2 separate regions of the Homo sapiens genome follow, and region 2 is linked to region 1. Evidence: read pairs that join two places in POLR2A ChIA-PET (ENCODE). Cell type or tissue: Caco-2. All regions are shown on one strand. Each heading gives the region's core, and the rest is flanking DNA. Links, peaks and the distances in the headings are about the cores only. Region 1 holds the start of VGF (VGF nerve growth factor inducible). Region 2 overlaps COL26A1 (collagen type XXVI alpha 1 chain).

Region 1 (9,598 bases), core at 1,557-9,556:
AAATGTCTGAGAAATGGTCGTCCTGTAGGTCAGGGAGACCTGGGAGCTGAGGACATCTGGAGGACAGTAATGAATGTCAGCTTCCTTTTTTTTTTTTTTTTTTCTCCCCAAACTCTTAAAGAAGTTCTTGTTTACCACTTGGTTTTGCTCACGTGCAACACCTGCCTCACTCACGTGTCCCTTTGGGCCCTGTCTTGCCCCACTGCGCATGTCCCTTGCAGTCAAAGGTCCTGCCCTACTTTTCCTAACACACACGCACACACACACCCTTTCCGGTTCCTTCTCCTCGGAGCAGGTAAATTACTTGGCTCAGGTTTTTGCTGAGTCAAACTTAGGAGGTCAGAGGGCAGGAAGGAAAAAGCATGCGTTCTTTGCATGTTTTTAAGACAGCACAAAGAGGCAGGTGAGTTACTCTTTACATGCCCTAGGGCCACCTCACCTGTGGCCAGCCAGGGCACAGACCACCTCCAGGCTGGTGAGAGGTTTGAGACCAGAATGCCTGGGTCCTGAAGCAAGCTTGTAGCGATGTCTCATGCGCTCCTCTCCGCAGATATGCCAGCCTCTACTTCTGCTGCGCCATCGAGGGCCAAGACAATGAGCTCATCACACTGGAGCTGATCCACCGATACGTGGAGCTCTTAGACAAATACTTTGGCAGTGTAAGTCTCCTCTGCCCACCAGTTTCCATTCCCAGCAATCCCCTTTGGTAATCCACCAAACTTTGAGGCCCCTCCAGTCTCTGCCCTGGAAGTTTCAGGGGAGAGGTGAAGTTGGAGCAGTAAGAACAGTAATTAATTTCCCTTTTTAAGCTTTAAGCCTATTAACCATGTCCCATAATCGTCCCTGAGTGGGGAAACTGGGGGCAGGATCAGGCACTTAATCTCCACTTAGAGCTTAGCTCGGACTTTTCACACAGAGACCAAGTTCAGATGTTTTGATTAGTTCAAATTTTTATTTTTTTAGAGACACAGTCTCACCCTATCACCTGGAGGAATGCCGCCTATGGCTGGAGTGCAGTGGCACAATCGTAGCTCACTGCAGCCTTAACCTCTGGGCTCAAGCCATCCTCCTGCCTCAGTCCCCTGAGGAGGTGGGACTGCAGGTGCACACCACTATGCCCAGCTAATTTTTGTATTTTTTTTTTTAAGAGATGAGGTCTTGCTATGTTGCCCAGGCTGGGTCTCTAACTCTGGGGCTCAAGTGATCCTCCCACCTCAGCCTCCCAAAGTCTGGGATTATAGGCGTGAGCCACTGTACCCAGCCCCATATTCAGATTTTTATCACTGGTTGCTGATCTTGGATTTGCATTGGAGTTTTCTGGAGAATTTTTTTGAATGGCAATGTCCAGGTTCCACTCCCAGAGATTCTGAATTAACTTATCTGAGGGACAGCTCAGATCTTAGATGGGGCGTAGTAGTAACTCCATAATTTGTGTTATAAAGTGCTTTTGCGTCCTCTCGTTTGCTCCTTATCCCATCCTAGCAGTAGGTGTTGGTATCCCCATTTTTGAGGCCAGAAAACTGAGACTTAGAGATGTTTCATGACTTGTTTAGCTAGATGGTTAGTGGCAGAGCCCTGCTTGGAACTCAAGTCTTCCACCCCATGGTCCAGAATTCCCTCTTTCCCTGCCCCACAGTGTCCAGGAAGCGGGGCTACCACAGCCTTTGGTGGGAAGAACGTCACAGATTTTGGGGGGAAGGCAAGGGGAACCATAGACAAAGGTAGATAAGGCAACTAATGTTTCATGATCAGGAGGAAAGATGCAAGAGGAAGAGGGAAAAAAACTGATCCAAGGCAAGGCGCGGTGGCTCACGCCTGTGATCCCAGCATTTTGGGAAGCTGAGGCAGGTGGGTCACTTGAGGCCAGAAGTTCGAGACCAGCCTGGCCAACATGGCAAGACCCTATCTCTACAAAATATTTTAAAAATGAGGTGGGCGTGATAGCATGCACCTGTAGTCCCAGCTACTCAGGAAGCTGAGGCAGGAGGATCACTTGAGCCCAGGAGTTTGAGGCTGCAGTGAGCTGTGATCATGCCACTGCACTGCAGCCTGGACGACAGAGCAAGAGACCCTGTCTCTAACAAAATAACGAAACAAAAAAACTGAAAAAGCTGACCAATGACTAAGGCTTGGAGGTTGGGGGCAGAACCCAAGGTGGGAGGCACGGTCTTGAAAAGGAAGTGGCTCCAGTTGCCCCTCCATGCTCAACTTAGCCTCTCCCCGCCCTCCCAGGTGTGCGAGCTGGACATCATCTTCAACTTTGAGAAGGCCTACTTCATCCTGGATGAGTTTTTGATGGGGGGGGATGTCCAGGACACCTCCAAGAAGAGTGTGCTGAAAGCCATCGAGCAGGCTGACCTACTGCAAGAGGTACGGGCCAGGGACAGTGAGGAGGAGGAGGAAGCGCACAGTGGCGGACAGGGTCCTCCCTCCCCTGGACACCCGGCCTGCCCTGCCCACCGTCGCCAAGGAGCCCCCCCTCCCTGTGGTATCTGACCCCCACCACGCCCAGCTCTCCAGCTTACTCTCAAGCCCTGACCCCATGGGGTGGGAGGTAGGGTGGCAGATAGCCCACCTGTGCACCCCTCATTCCAAGCTCTGTCCTTCTCCCAAGCCCCCAGATGTCTCGTGGCCACCCAGTCTCCTTTGTCCAATTCTCTGAGCAAGGCTTAACACCAAAGGGTTAAGGGTTTGCTCTGGAGTTAAGGGTTGCTTGGAGAATTGGAGAAGGGGCACCTGGTAGGTCATTCTTTTCTTCCCTGATTTCTTCCCCCACCTCTCTTTTTTTTTTCTTTTTTTTTTTTTTAACACACACATACTCCAAAGCCTCTGCGTCTCAGGAGGAAAAGGCTATGGGGATTTGGGGGCTGGCAGAGGGCACCTGGATGTTGGTTCTCCCTGCTCCCCAGCGCCCCCGCCCTCACCCCATTACTGCCTGCCCCCTCTCTGCTGTGCCATCACCGAGCCCTGGTGCAGGGAGATGAGTCACCGGAATCTGCAGTGATGAGCGAGCCCGGCCTGAGCTGGCTCTGAGGAGGGGGAGAGATGGGGGGCGAGGGAGGGCTCATCTTTGCAGTGGGAGAGAGGGCAGAACTGAACTTGCCACCTCACTGGTCGAGCTTCACCTTCCCACACACGCACACACACACACCCTGGCGCGCACACACACACACACACACACATGCCCTGGCACACACACCCATCGTGTCACCAGTGTTGCGCTCAGACCCTAATGACGCATCTCCCTGCAGCCTGGTTCACCTTCCCTCAGGGACCTGGCACTCACCTCCCTCTGCCTTTTCCCCACTCTGAAAAACAGGACCCAGTCAGCTGTACCCCCCAGGGCCCCAGAAAGATCCCCCACCTCCTTGTCCCGGCTTCACTCCCTTTACCCCCAGGTGTCAAGGCGGGGCCCCTGCTTACCAAGGTCCTGGCTTTGGGTTCTCTGGGTGGTGACGGACTCAACCTGGACCCCCCCTGCCACTGTTGGCTGGCTCTGGGGCTGGCCCTGGGAGGCTGGTGGGTGCCCCATGAAGGGCTCACTGGTCCGGCCTTGGGCTCACATTGGCTTCTCTCCCCCTCCCCCGTGTCTGTGCCTCCCCCGTCTGACTCTTCCTCGTGACTGCTGTCTTGCCCACCCTGTCGGCCTCTCCTGGTGTCTCTGCGTCACCCTCTGTCTGTCTCTGCCTTAGGAGGATGAGTCGCCACGGAGTGTGCTGGAGGAGATGGGTTTGGCATAGCCCCTGCTGGGCCGGGGTGTGGCGATGGGGTCCTGGCAGCGTGGCGGGAACGGCTGCTTCTCCTCTGCCCAGGGCCCTGTTCTTGGTGGGACTCGGCTGCCCCTCCTCTGCTGCCTCACCTTTCGGAGTGAGCTGTGGGCTCAGGCCCTTCAAACATTCCCTCCCTCCACCCCCTACCTCCACTTTCCCCTTTTCCCACTGAAGGTTTTAGAAGCTAGGAGGCAGGAAAATGTGACCCAGATGGGGGTGCTATTTGGCTTTTATTCCCTGCCTTTGCAGAACTGATGTCACCCCAGATGTCCTTCCCTCCCTAATAACTGTAAATATATAAATATGTCAGGTTAAAGGGAAAAGGTGTTCAGGGCACTTCTTGTCCTCTCTGTCCCATAACCTACCTCCACCCTCCCCCTAGCCAGCCAGGCAGCTTCTCTGCCTGGGAGGGGAGCCTGGACCCCCCTCTTTCTCCTTGGCTGCAGTGGGGCCTTTATCCAGTGCCAGGGAGGAACAACATAGTTAATTTTTTTCTAACCTTGCCACTTTGAGGGAAGGAAGGGTTGGGGGAAGGGCAAGCTTTATGGGACCCTGGTCCTGGCCCTGGCCTTTCACTCCAGTTCTGGGTGAGGCAGGAGCTGGGAGGGGTGGGGAGGGGGAGGGGGAAGTGTCTGCCTTTATGTCCTTTCTTCTGAAATAAAAGTAAAAGCATTTCTGGACTTTGCTGGCCTTGGGCTCTGTGAAGGAAGGCAGGGCTGCTGGCATCATCGGGAGGCCAAGGGGATCCTGCCAGCCTTGGGAAGAAACGGAGAGCACGCAGTTAAATGAGAATTCCAGATACACAACAAATCATTTTAGGGATAAATGTGTTGCATGCAGTGTTTGGGACACATTTAACTCTAAAACTGCATCTGTTGTGTATCTGGAATTTCAGATTTCATTTCCTGTATTTTATCTGGCCACCCTACCTTAAACGGATTTTTATGCCCAATGCGTCTCCAAACGGGCTGCCCCCAACTCCCTGAGCTGCCTTTATGGAAGGAGGAGCAACTCTTCAGGATGCGGGTCTGTTGTGGGTGATTTCGTTTGCCCAGTTTAGTTTTATTTGAATCAGTTCACAAGTACCTGCGATTAGAAAAGGCTTAAGATGGGAGGCCAAGGTGGGGAGGTCGCTTGAGCCCAGGAGTTCCAGACCAGCTGAGCAAGCTGGCAAAACCTCATCCCTACAAAAAATGCAAACATTAGCTGGGCATAATGGTGCACACTTGTAGTCCCAGCTACTCAGGAGGTTGGGGTAGGAGGATCACTTGAGCCCAGGAAGTCGAGGTTGCAGTGAGCTGTGATTGCACCACTGCACTCCAGCCTGGGCAACATAGTGAGACCCTGTCTCAAAAAAAAAAAAAAAAAAAAAGTTAAGAAGTGGCTTTAGCCAGCATGTCTCTGTGGCTGCCACTCCCTCCTCCCCGCATTTCTTGCAAAGTACCTAGGACCAGGAATGTAGGGATCAGTGGAGGGAGGTGGGTGGGTGAACACAGGAAACTCCGGCATTACCCGCGCGGCCCCAGGATCTTGGGAAAAAGGAGCCCACTGGCACCCAGAGTTGTGGCACCTTCTGCGGGTCGCCTTTTTCTTTTGAACCAGAGGTCGCTGGACTGATCGCAGACAATTGGCTCTTTTATTGCATTCCGCTGGGCCTCTCTCTGTCAAGCCCTGGGGAAAGATGACTTTACCACCAGCCCCCAAGCTGGAAGTGGAATTTCGGGTTTCTTAATGGGTGCGAGCCACATTCTTCTCCTCTAAAAACAGTTTGAGGACTTTCCCCACTTACCCCTTGCCTTAGTTTGGGGGCAGGAAGCAGGAGGAGACGGGGACTGTGGCTGGCGCTTCCCTCACCGCCCCTTGGGAAGGACCACACAGGCCCAAGGGGACGGGTGAATAACCGAGAACAAAGTCCTAATAAAATAGTCACTTTTATTTCTTAGCAAAACTATTTCCTCCGTGAGGGGTATTTACAACAGAGAAAGGAAAGAAGGGGTCAATTCACAGCGACTTGGAGAGGCTGGAGGGGCTCGTGGGAGGCCCGAAGGGCTGGAGACAGACACACTTCACACAATTAACTGGAACTGCTTTTTCCGGTTTCCGACGGGGACGTCCCCAGAGGGACTTGATGGGGCCGGGGCCCCGCGTGGCAAGGGAACTCGCACAAACCACCCGCCCTCCTGGGCTGGCCCCCGGTCACCCGCGGGTGAGCTCTGGGAGTTCGGGCTCAGGACCCGGGAGGGGGGTCTGGCAGGTCCCGACGCAGCCCGGGGACAGGGGCAGGGCCAAGGGGCAGGGCCGGGGCGCATGCAAACACCGAGGGGGAGCGGGCAACACGGAGGGGGGCGCCGGCGCGCGCGCGCGGCGGGGGCGCGCGGGGGCGGGACCGGGAAGGGCAGTCACGGGCGCCGGAGCAGCACGTGCTCGATGTAATTCTCCAGCTCCTCCTGCTCCTGCAGCCGGCGCTCCTCCGCCTCCGCCTCCTCCTGCGCGCGCCGCGCCTGGGCCTCCCGGCCGGGATAGTGGCGCGAAGGCGGCAAGGCGTGGTGGTAGTGGCGGCGGCGCAAGGCCGAGGGCGGCTGCAGTGTCCGCGGCCGGATGTAGTTGGGGAAAGGGTGGTACGGCCCTGGCGGGTACACCTCGTCCTCCTCCCGATCCCAGGGCGGGAGCACCTCGTTCCAGTCCGGCAGCTCGTCTCGTGCGGGAGCGGGGGCGGGGGGCGGGGGCTGCGGGGAGCGGACGTGGGTGGGGGCGGGGGCGGCACGGGGGGGCGGCACGGGCTCGGGAGGGGCGTTCTTCTTCCGCTTCCGCTTCTCCTCCACCTCCTCGATGATGCTGACCACGTCGTCCGCTGGCAGGTGGAGTTTGGTGGACAGCTCAATGAGGCTGTCGATCGTCTGCGGATCCATCTCCTCGTCGTCCTCCTCCTCCCCGCCCTCCTCTGTCCCCTCGGCCTCCTTCCGCCGGTGGCCCGGCGTCTCCTCCTGGGAGCGCTTGTCCTCGGCGCCGGCTTCCCCGTCCTCCTCCTCCGCGAACAGGAGCGCGTTCTGCCGCGCCCTCTCCGCCTCCTCCGCCTCTGCCTCCGCCTCGGCCGCCTCCTCATCCTCTTCCCCCACCCTCTCCTCCCCGCCGCGTCTCTCCTGCTCCGCCTCCTCCTCCTCCCTTGCACTCTCTCGCTCCTCCGCCGCCTCCTGCAGCCCCCGACCCCCGAGGCCGCGCTGCCGGGCCCCGCCCTGCAGCAAATACTGGAGCAGCAGGTCCGAGGCGAGGTCGGCCAGCCGCTCTTCCTGCGCCGCGGCCTGCCGCGTGGCCTCCGCCTGCCGCCGCCCGGCCTCCACCTGCGCCAGCCCTTGCTGGAGAAGGCGCTCGCCCGCCTCGGAGCCGCCCAGGAGTGCGCTCTCCGGCCGGCGCGCCTTGGGGAACGGGGCGGCCACGCCTTGGTACGCCTTGGACAGGGGTGCCAATGCCTCGCCTAGGTGTGTTTTGGGGGAGGACACTCCTTCCCCGAACTTGTGGGTTTCGGGAAGGGGCCCGCTGTCGGGCATACGCGCCTGGAATTGAGAGGGGGCCGGGGGCGGCAGGGGCGCGCGCTCCGGGACACGCGCCTGGAACTCTCCCCAGGAAGCGCGCCATACGCGCTCTGGCCCCGGGCTCTCCAGATTCACTCGGGTCAGCGTGTGCGTGCGGGTTTCCGTCTCTGCTGCCGCCGTCTCCTGCTGGCGCTTGGCGCTACTTGGACTGAAATCTCGCAGTTCCTGGAGCAGGGACGCTAGCGCCTCGAGCTCCTCGGAGGGATCGCTCGCCTCGGGCCCATTCTCCGGAGTCTGAGGGCGAGGCGGAGCCGCGGGCTCCGGGCTCTCCGGCGCCGGGAGGCTGTGGGTCTGGCTGCGCACGGTCTCGGTCAGCAGAGCTTCAGCTGCTTCTTCCTCCGGCCCCTGCTGGGAGCCGCTTGGTGCCGGGGGTGAGGCGGGACGGTCGAGTGCCTGCAGCAGCACCGCGGCCAGCGCCCGGGGATCCACGCCCTGGAAAAGCTCTCCCTCGTCCTGCGGCTCGGAATTCCGAGCGCCTCGGACCTCTGGGGCGCTGCCATCCTTTGGCCCGGGCACTGCGTCCCCGGCTACCGGCTCTTTATGCTCAGAGCTGAGAGGAGGAGGCTGCGCCTCAGGGCGACCAGGGGGTGCTGCCCCTAACCCGTTGATCAGCAGAAGGCAGAAGAGGGCGGAAGCCGACAATCTGAGGGCTTTCATGACCAAGAGGCTGCCGGAGACTGAAAAATAGAAGGGACCAAAAAAAGAGGATTTCTGTAAGAATTCCCCTCTCTAGGTCTACGTTCCCTTCCCCCACCTTTCAGCAGGAAACCCGGGGCTTCCCTGATCCCCCAAACCTTACCCAGAAGAGGAACGTTTAGGAGCAAAGGAGGAAGATGTTGTGCCGATCTCTGGAGCCGTGTAAATGGGAAAATAACCCCCGAAGCCCTCGCTTACCCAGGGCCTCCTCGGCCCCTTCCCTGAGCCATCTCACTGCCATCGCCCACGTACTAAGCAGCAGCAATATGGGGGAAAAAAAAATCTCTGCTCCCTCCCCGTAGGACTCCCCGGATGGTGCGTGGGCGACTTCAGCAGCAAGAGAAAAAGCTGCGACTCCCCCGTTTACCGGGGACCCTTACCAGGGGGCTCCCCGCTGTGTTTGCAACACCCCCATCGAGAGGAGAGAGAACCCTCCCTCACGCCCACGGCTGGCTGCCGAGGGTTTGAGGGACGAACAGCGGAGTATTTACCAGCTGGTGTCACGACGCGAGAGGTGGAGAGGAGGGTCGGGGCAGGGTGGGGACAGGGGAAGATCGGGACGCGTCCGCCTCGGCTCCGAGCGGTGGCCGGGGTAGGAGCGACGGTCGAGGTCTGGCGTCCCGTGGGCTGGGCTCAGCTGGGTCGGCGCGGCTCCGGGCGGCTAGCTCGCTCCGGCTTCAGCACGCTGGACAGCGCCCGCGCCTCCACCGCCTTATAAAGGGGAGCGCGCGGGGTCACGTGGGCGCGCCCCGCCCCATTGACGTCAATGTTCATTCATGGGGAAGCGGGCGGCCGCCCGGAGGAGGAAGGACGCCCGACGATTGGAGGGTGCCTGCCTCTCCCGGCCTGCGCCTGCGCGCTGGGGCCTTCGGCTGAAGGGGTGTGCGCTAGCGGAGCTCCGGGAAATGAATGAATGAATGAATGAATGAAATGCTGAAGCGGGCAGGGCGGGGGGCTATGAATGAATGAAGGAGGGACGAGGAGAAAAGGATGAATGAATGAATGGGAGAATGAATGGAAGGGTGGATGCAGAGGCGCTGGAAGGCGGGAGGGTGGGTTGCAGAGCAACTTGGAGCTGCTGGATGGAGCCCGCGTTGCTGAGTGGAATAGAAAAAGGGTAGTCCCAGCGTCTGACTGGGCACCAGTGGGAGCTCAATACTGGGGAGGGGAAGGATAAAGATTCAAGAGCCGACCAGGGGGCCGGGTTCCCCACCCCGAGACCACGCGCCCAAGGACGGCGTGAACCTGAGTGCAGAGGGACAGATCTGCACGCCTGCGGGCGCTGTCCGCGAATCGGCAGTGCGGGTGGCAGCCCCCTGACAGGGGCAGATGGGTGGATCTTGCGGTTTTGGTAATCCCATCGGGAAGGGTCCGAGTCGGAAGAGAAAAGGGAAAGAATGAGGATGTGTGTGCCTCTGGGTCGTGTCTGTTTCACGATCCGTGCTGTGTCTGGAGAAAAAGGTGTGTCTGTCCTTCTGTCCCCTGACTGCCGCTTGTGTCAAGGCCCCCCGCTGTGCCCCCTTCGGCCCATCTCTTCCCACA
Region 2 (11,658 bases), core at 1,621-9,620, 300 kb after region 1:
TCTAAGTTTCTCAGAATCCCACTTCACCATGCATCCTCTCTCTTCTGTAGATTGCATCTTTCTTCCCCACTGGCTCTTTCCCATCAGCACCTAAGGATACTCCAGCATCTCTCTCCTTTAAGAAAACAGCCTCAGGCCAGGCGCGGTGGCTCACACCTGTAATCCCAGCACTTAGGGAGGTGGAGGTGGGCGGATCACGAGGTCAAGAGTTTGAGACCATCCTGGCCAACATGGTGAAAAATTGTCTCTACTAAAAATACAAAAATTAGCTGGGCATGGTGGCACGCATCTGTAATCCCAGCTACACAGGAGGCTGAGGCAGAAGAATCGCTTGAACCCGGGAGGCGGAGGTTCCAATAAGCCGAGATCATGTCACTGCACTCCAGCCTGGGTGATAGAGAGAGACTCCATCTCAGGAAGAAAAAAAAAAAAGAAAGAAAAGAAAACAGCCTCATTGCGTCTACATCATTCTTTTGCTGTTGGCTTTTCTCAGCCAGCTTTCTTGGAAGCACTGGTTGCTCTGCCTGACTCAGTTTCCTTGTTTATAGGGTCTTCTCCAACCTCTGCGGCCAGGTCTCTGCCCTGCTTACTGTCTCATTTGCACCTGCGGGATGTTACTTTATTTTATTTTTTGAAACAGGGTCTTGCTCTGTCACCCAGGCTGGAGTGCAGTGGAGCTATCATAGCTCACTTCAATCTCCTGGGCTCAAGTGATCCTCCTTCCTCAGCCTCCCAAGTAGCTGGGACCACAGGTGCACCACACCACGCCCAGCAATTTTTTTTGTTTTGTTTTGTTTTACATTTTGTAGAGATAGGGTCTCTCTATGTTGCCAAGGCTGGTCTCGAATTCCTGGTCTCAAGCAATTCTCTTGCTTTGGCCTTCCAAAGTGCTGGGATCACAGGTGTGAGCCACTGCACCTGCCCTCCTCCTCCTCCTCCTTCTTTTTTTTTGACGGAGTTTCGCTGTTGTTGTGCAGGCTGGTGTGTAATGACACGATCTCAGCTCCCTGCAACCTCCGCCTCCCGGGTTCAAGCGATTCTCCTGCCTCAGCTTCCCAGGTAGCTGGGATTACAGATGCCCGCCACTACACCCGGGTAATTTTGTATTTTTAGTAGAGATGGGGATTCGCCATGTTGGTCAGGCTAGTCTCAAACTCCTCACCTCAGGTGATCCACCTGCCTCGACCTCCCAGAGTGCTGGGATTGCAGGTGTGAGCCACGGTGCCCAGCCACCTCCTTCTTCTAATTATGATCTTCCCTGGGGCTAATTTCACACATTGCCACTCAAGGTCACACACCTTACCTTTCTCACTACAGCAGAGGAAGCATTTCTAGAACCTCCTGGTTGGGGCTGGGGTCCCATCACATCCACACTGTGGCTGGGAGAAGGGAAGGGCTTTGGTCAATGTTATCAATCATCAGCTCCAGTTGGGCCTGAGGCATATAAGTTCAAGGTCTCGTCCACAGTGTGCTGGCCCAGACTGGGCAGAGCCAGTGGCTGGCAGGGGTTGCCGGTCCACTCCAGCCCTCACCGTTGGGGCCATGGGGTGGGTTGATTGGGTTTTGCCTCTGCTTAGCCTGTTATGGTGATGGTGAGTAGAGATGGATGGGCTGTCTATCCACGGAGCACTTTTTTTTTTTTTTTTTTTTTGAGACGAAGTCTTGCTCTGTTACCCAGGCTGGAGTGCAGTGGTGCGATCTTGGCTCACTGCAACCTCTGCTTCCCAGTTTCAAGTGATTCTCCTGCCTTGGCCTCCCAAGTAGCTGAGACTACAGGTGCCCGCCTCCACGCCCGGCTAATTTTTGTATTTTCAGTAGAGATGGGGTTTCACCATGTTGGCCTGGCTGGTCTCACACCCCTGACCTTGTGATCCACCCGCCTTGGCCTCCCAGAGTGCTGGGATTACAGGCTTGAGCCACCGCACCCAGCCTCAGGGAGCATTTTAAACTTATCTCCTTTTCTTTTTTGAGATAGGGCCTCACTCTGTCATCCAGGCTGGAGTGCAGTGGTGCCATCTCGGCTCACTGCAACCTCTGCCTCCTGGGTTCAAGCAATTCTCCTGCCTCAGCCTCCTGAGTAGCTGGGATTATAGGTGTGTACCACCACACCTGGCTAATTTTTGTATTTTTAGTAGAAAGGGGGTTTCACCATGTTAGTCAGGCTGGTCTCGAACTCCTGACTTCAGGTGATCTGCCTGCCTCAGCCTCCCAAAGTGCTGGGATTACAGGCGTGAGCCACCGTGCCCGGCCTTAACTTCATGTATTTATTTCTTTTTCTCTTCCTGGGGCCTCCAGGGCTGTGGTGTCATCAACAGTTCCCCGTACTGTTTACTGGGACCCCCATGCTTCCGGCCCCCGGTGACACGTGGGAGCTCAGTAGCTGGCAGGGCAGGACCCATCATGAGAGTCCCAGAACTGGGGAACACCGAGAAGCAGAGAATGGGGCCCCACGCAGACCAGGAGCCCCATGCCTGAGCTGCAAGGAGGGACTTGCAGGCAAGGTTTTCCACCTGGATCTGTTCAGATGCAGTGACCTTGCAGAGTGATGGGGCCGGGACACTTCGTGCATCAAAGCACATAATTAACAATAAAAAGGAAAGGGGCCCAAGAAGAGGGGTCCCAGAAGAGAGGTCCAAGTTTCCTAGAGGGCAAGGACAGGCCATGATTGACAAGCCAGAAGTGGGCTCATGAGAACTGGGCTTTCTCTGCCAATAGTTGTGCTGTCCTGACCTAAGCTTACCTTCTCTAAATGTGTCAATCTAGAAAGAGAACAGGGCTTTGGTTTTGCAAGATTAAAAAGGTCTGCAAATTAATTGCACACACATTGTAATAAATCTCCACCCCTTTTTCATCTTGCAAATTCTATGAATTTTGGATGCCTCATATAAGTGAAATCACAGTGTTAGTTTTTTTGTGACTGCCTTATTTCGCTTAGCATTATGTCTTCAAGATTCATCCATGTAGCAAGGGTCAGAATTTCCTTCCTTTAAAGGCTGAATGATATTCCACTGTAGGGATATTACTATCCATTCATCTGCCATGGGACATTGATTTGGGTTGCTTTTACTTCTTGGCTATTGTGAATAATGCTGCCATAACCATAGGTTGCAAATATCCCTTCCCTCCCCTCCTTTCCCTTCCCTTCCCTTCCCCCCTCTTCCCCCTCTTCCCCCTTCCCTCCCCTTTTCTTTTTCTTTCTTTCACTTGTCCTTCCCTTCCCTTCCCTCCCTCCCTTTCTTCTTCCCTCCCTCCCTCCCCCTCTTCCTTCCTTCCTTCCATCCTTCCATCCTTCCATCCTTCCTTCCTCCCTCCCGTCCCCTTTCTTTCTTTTTCTCTCTCTTTCTTTCTTTTTTCCCCTCCCTCTCTCCCCCCTCCCTTCCTTCCTCCCTTCCCCTTTTCCTTCCTTCTTTCTTTCTTTCTTCCTTTCTTTCTCTCTCTCTTTCTTCCCTCCCTCCCTTCCTTCCTCCTTCCTTCCCTCCCTCCCTCTTTTTTCTCTTTTTTCTTTTCTTTCTTTCTTTCTTTCTTTCTTTCTTTCTTTTTCTTTCTCTCTTTCTTTCTTCTTTTATTCTTTCTTAATCTTTCTCTCTCTCTTTCATTGTTTTTCTTTTCCTTTTTTTGTGACAGGGTCTTGCTCTGTCACCCAGGCTAAATTGCAGTGGCACAATGATAGCTCACTGCAGCCTCGACGTCCTGGGCTCAAGCAATCCTCCTACCGTAGTCTCCCAAGTAGCTGGGTCTACAGGCATGTACCACCATGCTTGGCAAATTTTCAAATTTTTTATAAAAATGGGATCTTGCCATGTTGCCCAGGCTGGTATGGAACTCCTGGCCTCAAGTGATCCTCCCATATCAGCTTTCCAAACTGCTGGGATTACAGGCTCATGCCACCACTCCCAGCTAATTTTTTATATTTAGTAGAGATAGTGTTTCACCATGTTGGTCAGGCTGGTCTCGAACTCCTGACCTCAGATGATCCACCCACCTCGGCCTCCCAAAGTGCTGAGATTACAGGTGTGAGCCACCAAGCCCAGCATCTAATTCTTATTTTATTATTATTTTTTTTGAGATGGAGTTTTGCTCTTGTTGCCCAGGCTGAGGTGCAATGGCGCGATCTCAGCTCACCACAACTCTGCCTCCCGGGTTCAAACGATTCTCCTGCCTCAGCCTCCTGAGTAGCTGGGATTACAGGCTCCTGCCACCACGCCTGGCTAATTTTGTATTTTCATTAGAGATGAGGTTTCTCCATGTTGGTCAGGCTGGTCTTGAACTCCTGACCTCAGGTGATCCACCCACCTTGGCCTCCCAAAGTGCTGGAATTACAGGCTTGAGCTACCGTGCCCGGCCTCTAATTCTTATTTTTATTTTATTCATTTATTTTGGAGACAGTGTCTTGCTCGGTTGCCCAGATGATCATAGCTCACTGCAGCCTCTAACTCCTGAGCTCAAGTAATCCTCCCACCTCAGCTTCCTGAGTAGGCGGGACTACAGGTACACACCACCATGCCCGGCTAATTTTAAAATTGTTTGTAGTGGCGGGGTCTCGCTATGTTGCCCAGGCTGGTCTCAAACTTCTGGCTCCAAGTGATCCTCCCACCTCAGCCTCCCAAAGCACTGGTATTATAGGTGTAAGTCACCACCCTTGGCTTTAAGCTTCTAATTCTTTCTTTCTTTTTTTTTTTTTTTTTTGTTGGGACAGAGTCTCATTCTGTTGCCCAGGCTGGAATGTGGTAGTGCGACGATAGCTCACTGCAGCCTTGAACTCCTGGGCTCAAGCAATCTTCCCACCTTAGCCTCCCAAGTAGCTGAGACTACAGGTGCACACCACCTGTAGCTCTGCTAAGTTTTAAATTTTTCACAGAGGTAGGTTCTCGCTATGTTGCTGAGGCTGCTCTCCAACTCCTGGGCTCAAACGATCCTCCTGCCTCAGCTTCTCAAAGTGCTGGCATTGCAGATGTGAGCCACCACGCCCAGGCTCTCTGCATCATTTTAACAAAGAGTCATAGCCTCTGAGCCCTGGGCTGTGGCGGGGCCAGCCCTGTTTCCCTCTCACACTCCAGTGCAGGACAACATCAGCAAGTGCTTTCAGATTACAGGTGTGAGCCACTGCGCCTGGTCAGGAGTTCAAGACCAGCCTGGCCAACATGGTGAAACTCTGTCTCTACTAAAAATACAAAAAAATCAGTCGGGCGTGGTGGTGCATGCCTGTAGTCCCAGCTACTGGGGAGGCCAAGGCAGGAGAATTGCTTGAACCCAGGGGGCAGAGGTTGAAGTGAGCCGAGATCATGCCATTGCACTCCAGCCTGGACGACAAAGTGAAACTGTCTCAAAAAAAAAAAAAAAAAAAAAGAAAAGAAAAAGAAACAAAGGAAGTGCTCTCGGCCTGGCGTGGCAGTGATATAAGACATCAGGCCCCTTCCCATGTAACCGGAAACCCATGAACAGAGCCTGGTGGTTTTACAAACAGGAGGAGCAGAATGGAGAACAGAGAATCTCATCTTCTGGGGGTCCACACGTGTTCCCCAAGATTGTGGGAATGAGTGTGTGCAGCTGGCTTGGGCAAGGGTGCCGTGGCACTGCAGGGGCCAGCAGCTTTCCACCTATCCAGGACTTGCTAACAACTTGCTAACGGCCCTGACTGAGATGACTCAGTTTCCCAGCTAGAACTCCCCAGCAGCAAATGCAGGCTTGGCTGCTGTATCATTGATCACTCCCAGCCTGTCCCTGCCAAGCAATTCTATATCCCTCACCTGCTTGGAGAGTGGAAAGGCCACAGGCGTCAATAGCCTCAGACCCAGCATTTAAATCCTGGCTCCACACACTAGTTCTGTGGGCTGGTCGCTTCCTGTCTGAACCTCCATTTGCTCATCTATAAAGTGAGCACAGCGATACCTGTCTTGCAGAATTGTCAATATATTGTATATGAAATGAGGTGACAAGTACCTGATGTGGCACAATTGGTGGTACAGAGTAGGCCTGAATAAATGGCCCTTGTTACTGTCATTCCCCGACCTGCCCAGCACTAGGCACAATAGTGTTAGAAACCCACATTGATTAGCCGGGCACAGTGACTCATACCTGTCATCCCAGCACTTTAGGAGGCCAAGGCAGGAGGATTGCTTGAGGCCAGGAGTTAGAGACTAGCCTGGCCAACATAGACCCCGTCTCTACAGAAAACTTTAAAAATTAGCTAGGCATGGTGGTGTGCACCTGCTACTCAGGAGGCAAAAGTGGGAGAATCGCTTGAGCCTCGGAGGTTGAGGCTGCAGTGAGCTGTGATTGTGCCACTGCACTCCAGCCTGGGTGACACAGCGAGACCCTGTCTCCAAAAAATATATAAATAAATACAGACTGACTGATTTTTGTATTTTCCCCTTCAGGATATAGATGCTTAGGACTGAGATGAGAATGCTAAGACCCCGGCATGTTCTGGTGTGTGTGTGTGTGTGTGTGTGTGTGTGTGTGTGTGTGTGTGAGAGAGAGAGATTCAGTCTCTGCCTTTTCATGCAACGTGAAGGGTCTCAGTATGGATCCCCTGAGTACCAGAAAGCACCCTGTCAGGTAGAGGGTGCCAGGAATCCCCGGTCTTGCTGCCAGCGCTGGGAGCCCTGGGCTGAGGTCCAGAGTTAGTGACCCCCTGCAAAGCTGCTGTTTTCCTTTAGGGAGTGGAGATTGGTTGGGGTTTGGAGTCCAACCAAATTCCCCTTGGAGGGCAGCCCATCAGCAACAGGGATGCTGTGAACGTCCCTGGGAGGTGGTGGGTTGTGTAGACAGAGGCCGGAAGTCAGGACCTTTTGAAGCAGCATTATTGTCAGGGGTAAATACCTGAGGTTCATCATCTCACGCCAGGGAAATCAAAGACATGGACCCACAAGAAGTGAGTTTAAGAGCAGAGGTTTAATAGGTGATAAAGAGAGAAAAGAGAACAGCCCTCCCTCCTGCAGATAGAGAGGGGCTGCCGAGTGGGTCTTCTGGTTTCATGGCGAAATGCACAGGGCGGGGGGAGGATGGGGGGTGGTTTATAGATGAGCCTGAAGAGGCAGAGTCTGATTTACACAGCGCCCGAGAGATTGGTCAGACCAGGTGTGACGTTTGCATAGTGTGCGAAGAAGCTGGCCATCCCACCCCAATCTTTTATTGTGCAGACGGGTTCTCTACCTGGCTGCTGCCATCTTGTCTGTTCCTTCCTGTACACATGGTTGACAAAGAAAAGGGAAGATGGGGCCGGGCGCGGTGGCTCACGCCTGTAATCCCAGCACTTTGGGAGGCTGAGGCGGGCAGATCACGAGGTCAGGAGATCAAGACCATCCTGGCTAACACGGTGAAACCCTGTCTCTACTAAAAATACAAAAAATTAGCCAGGTATGGTGGCGGGCGCCTGTAGTCCCAGCTACTTGGGAGGCTGAGGCAGCAGAATGGCATGAACCCGGGAAGCAGGGCTTGCAGTGAGCCGAGATCGCGCCACTGCACTCCAGCCTGGGTGACAGAGCGAGACTCCGTCTCAAAAGAAAAGAAAAAGAAAAGGGAAGAAGGAGCCGCCATGTTGAACCTACCTGGCCCCCAGGTAACCCTTTTCTATTGGCACGGCTGCCGGCATTTACATATGCAAGCTTTTAGCTTGCTTACCTGTGCTTGTAGATTTTCAGGCTGCTTTTTGTTAGAAAAGAAATGATTCACACTTGTAATCCCAGCACTTTGGGAGGCCAAGTCTGGTAGATGGCTTGAGGTCAGGAGTTCAAGACCAGCCTGACCAACATGGTGAAACCCCGTCTCTACTAAAAATACAAAAATTAGCCGGGCATGGTGGTGCACGCCTGTAATCCCAGCTACTCAGGAGGTTGAGGCAAGAGAATCGCTTGAACCCGGGAGGTGGAGGTGCAGCCAGCCAAGATCACACCACTGCACTCCAGCCTGGGCAACAGAGCAAGACTCAGTCTCAAAAAAAAAAAAATAAAAGAAATTATTTTGCAGCTGCTTTTTATTAAAAGGAAACCCTTACCAAGGACTCTCTTACCCCCACTATCTGCCTAAAGAATTTCTTTCTAGCTCTTTTATCACTTTGTAAGTGACCTGCCCATCCGTTTCTCTTCTGGAAATAGGGTCATAGGAGTAGCCCTGCTGGGGAAGGGGCACCTTGGAGGTCTCTGCTCCCCGAGGCAGGGCTCCGTGCCGCCAAGCAAGGCCTCCGTAACGACCCACTGAGCCCTGGTTATCGTAAACTTCCTGCAGAAGGGGGCTTACCTTCCCATGATGCCATGTCTAGACACAAGGTCAGGTATAAGTTATGGAGATGATGTAGCATGTTCGGTGGTTAAACCGTAAAACTTTAATGAGAGATTTCTGTGTCTTGAACATGTGCTGGGGAAACTGTGGGAGGAGGGAGGGGGAGACGCATTCACTTCCTTTCCACTTCTTCTCTGGCCATCTGTAGGGGTGCAGGCACCGCCCTGGAGGCCAAGCCCTTGGCGCTCAGCTGAGATTTGGTGTCAGTGAGTGGCCTCCACCAGACCTGGCAGTTCCCAGGCCTGGCTCCCATTAAGCAGCTAGATGGAGCTCTGCCCTGCTGCACCGGGTGGACCTTGGCCAAGTCACAGCCTCGCAGGGCCTCGGTTTTCTCATCTGTGAAATGGGGTTGGGAGAGAGACTCTCCCAGCACAAATGTTTCCATCTCCTGATCTTCTATGATCTGGCAGAGCGCATCAGCAGACACGCATGTTGAGCAGAAGGAATGCCTCTCTGAGTTTCAGACCTGCCTCGTGGGGCCCTGGGGACACTGTAGGGCAGAGGAATAGCTTTATGGACTGTAAAGTGCTGTGCAGACACACAGCCCTCCTGGAAATTCTGGGGGTCTCTCTCTGAAAAGGGGTGAAAGCTATGCTGGTAGCTATTTAGGAGATATCTTTGTGGAAAAGGAAATGGAGACTGCTGTGGTTTTTTTTCTGACTCCAAATACATTGCTCCAATTCTCTGACACCACCACCATTCCATTCAGACACTACTGGGAGTTAGAGCAGACCCCAGAGTTTAAGGGCTCAAGACCATAAGACTGCTCCCACGTCAGATGCCGGCCATAAACGGGGTGCCCAGTTTACCTGCACTTATGCAAATTCAAGGGTTTACACGATTTCTCTCTTTTTTTTTTTTTTTGAGACAGAGTTTTGCTCTTTTCGCCCTGGTGTGCAGTGGCACGATCTTAGCTCACTGCAATCTCCGCTTCCTGGATTCAAGCAATTCTCCTGCATCAGCCTCCTGAGTAGCTGGGATTACAGGCGTGTGCCACCATACTCAGCTAATTTTTGTATTTTTAGTAGAGATGGGGTTTCACCATATTGGCCAGGTTGGTCTCGAACTCCTGGCCTCAAGTGATCCGCCCACCTCAGCCTCCCAAAGTGATGGGATTACAGGCGTGAACCACCGCGCCCAGCTGGTGTCCACGATTTCTGCCTCATGTTTGGTAATTCGCTAGAACCACTCACAGAACTCAGGAAAGCACTTTGCTGATGGTTACCATCTTATTGTAAAGGAAACACTTGAGTAGCAGCCAACTGGGAGAGATGCACGTGAAGTGGCGTCGCTGTCTGGGGTAAATACTCAAGATTCGTTGTCTCACGACCATGGGCAACTAGGACACAGACACACAAAGAATGATGGTCAGTGCAGAAGTTGAATCAGCGAAAGCAAGAGAAGAGCTCTCTCTGCTGCAGAGAGAGGGGTCCCGGAGAAATGGATTGCCTTTTTTTTTGTTTTTTTTTTTTTTTCGAGACAGAGTCTGGCTCTGTCATCCAGGATGGAGTGCAGTGGTTCGATCTCACTGCAACCTCTGCCTCCCAGGTTCAAGCGATTCTACTGCCTCAGCCTCCTGAATAGTTGGGATTACAGGCGCGCACCGCCATGTCCAGCTAATTTTTTGTGTAGGGAGGGGGTTTCACCATGTTGGCCAGGCTGGTCTTGAACTCCTGACCTCAGGTGATCCGTCCACCTCGGCCTCCCAAAGTGCTGGGATTACAGGCATGAGCCACCACGCCCAGCCCCGGGTAGCCCTTTTCTATTGGCATAGCTGCCGGCATTCACCCCTGCAAGCTTCTGTCTTTCTTCTCTATGTCTGCTGCTTGATTTTTCAGGCTGCTCTTTGTTAGAAAAGAAATGATTTGGGGGCTGCTTTTTGTTAAAAGGGAAACCTTGCCAAGGACTGTATCGCCGTTGCTCTCTGCCTAAATAATCTCTTTCTATCTCCTGTATCACATAGGCCAGTATGGAGGGTGGGGACGGGATGTAGAGCTTCTCTATCTTTTCTGAGTATCCGCTGTCCCAGAACATTCAGGTGCTTACCAACCTGGAAGCTCCATAATCTCCACTGTTAGGGTTTTTATATGGGGTCTCGTTACATAGGCTCGATTGATTACATCATTGGCCATTGTTGATTAACACAATCTCATCTTTCTTCTCTTCCTGGGGGTCAAGGTTGGAGCTGAAAGTTCCCACCCTCTAGTCACGTGGCTGGCTTCTCTGGCCCCCACCCTCTCACCCTGAAGCTGTCTAGGGGCCCAGCAGGGATCACCTCACTTAGCATAAACTCAGATTTGGGGGAAAGAGGCTTGTTATGAATAACAAAACACACTCCTATCACTCAGGAAATTCCAAGGGTCTTAGGGGCTCCACGCTAGCAATTTCAACAAAGACCAAATACATATATTTTATTATACCACAGACACAGAGGCCTTTGGAGCTGAGGCTGGATGCTACTCTGTGTACTGAAGACACTCACTCGGGCCTTAAGGTCAAGGTACAGGAGGCCCTGATTTCCAGCAATGACATTTCACAGTGCCAGCCCCCACGTGCCATAATATCTGTTCCCATGCAATTAAGCATAAGGGCTTTATACTTGCCTTGTGCACATGGCTGAGCAATGGCAGAGATTTGAATAGGGTGGCTGATGTGGAGCCACATCACGATACACCCTGTGTGAGTGTGTTACCGGAAAGGAGTGTCATCTAGACTCCCAATAGTGGGTTCTTGGATCTTACACAGGAAAGAATTCAGGGTGAGTTGCCGAGTATAGTGAAGCTAAGATAATGTATTAGAGACTACTCAATTACAGAATAGGCTATCCTCAGAAAGCAGAAGGAATACACTCACGTCAAATACAATGCTTGCTTAAATAGAATAACAGAGCTAAGAATAATGTTTTGTTGTTGTTGTTGTTGTTTGTTTTTTTTTTTTTTTTTTTTTTTTTTGAGACAGAGTCTCACTCTGTTGCCCAGGCTGGAGTTCAGTGGCACAGTCTCAGCTCACTGCAACCTCCACCTACCGAGTTCAAGCGATTCTCCTGCCTCAGCCTTCAGAGTAGCTGGGACGATAGGCACGCACCATCGTGCCTGGCTCATTTTTGTATTTTTAGTAGAGATGGGGTTTCACCATGTTGGCTGGGCTGGTCTCCAACTCCTGACCTCAAGTGATCTGCCCACCTTGGCCTCCCAAAGTGCTGAGATTACAGGCATGAGCCGCTGCGCCCGGCCAGAATAAGGTCTTACATGCTTTATTCCAAAGGTTTGTGATCAGGTTGTGACAGGCAATTAGTATTGCTATTCTCTTGTGTAACTGTTGATTTCAGCAAGAATTAATAGGTATGCTATTATCTTTAAAGCAAAACTTTTTTTTTGA

The links. ChIA-PET counts read pairs that join two places held together with the same protein. Peaks named below come from ENCODE experiments on the same cell type or tissue, not always from the same donor. Only the 100,000 strongest peaks of a DNase experiment are listed, where the experiment ranks them.
Region 2: POLR2A ChIA-PET joins it to region 1 with 14 read pairs; 3 of 35 experiments call an interaction of 5 or more read pairs at or near these places.

Annotation. Positions count from the first base shown.
Region 1 is chr7:101,156,827-101,166,424 of GRCh38, forward strand. It overlaps AP1S1 (adaptor related protein complex 1 subunit sigma 1), which reads left to right. Exons shown (of 5, transcript NM_001283.5): 3 at 551-659; 4 at 2,233-2,370; 5 at 3,693-4,450. The coding sequence ends at 3,740. It overlaps VGF (VGF nerve growth factor inducible), which reads right to left and starts at 8,743. Exons shown (of 2, transcript NM_003378.4): 1 at 8,548-8,743; 2 at 5,683-8,037. The coding sequence starts at 8,017. The coding sequence ends at 6,170. MIR4653 (microRNA 4653) reads left to right here and starts at 2,647; the gene lies at 2,647-2,729. RefSeq lists an enhancer at 1-734 and silencers at 5,912-6,001, 6,562-6,611, 6,772-6,911, 8,674-8,773. In Caco-2, for the core only: no CTCF peak of the experiment used is centred there; DNase peaks (open chromatin) are centred at 6,235, 6,765, 6,895, 8,845 and 3 weaker places; H3K4me3 peaks cover 3,376 bases.
Region 2 is chr7:101,460,367-101,472,024 of GRCh38, forward strand. All of the region lies in intron 3 of COL26A1 (collagen type XXVI alpha 1 chain), which reads left to right. Among named protein-coding and RNA genes, the nearest start is that of LINC01007, 100 kb to the right of the region's middle. RefSeq lists an enhancer at 988-1,500. In Caco-2, for the core only: no CTCF peak of the experiment used is centred there; no DNase peak of the experiment used is centred there.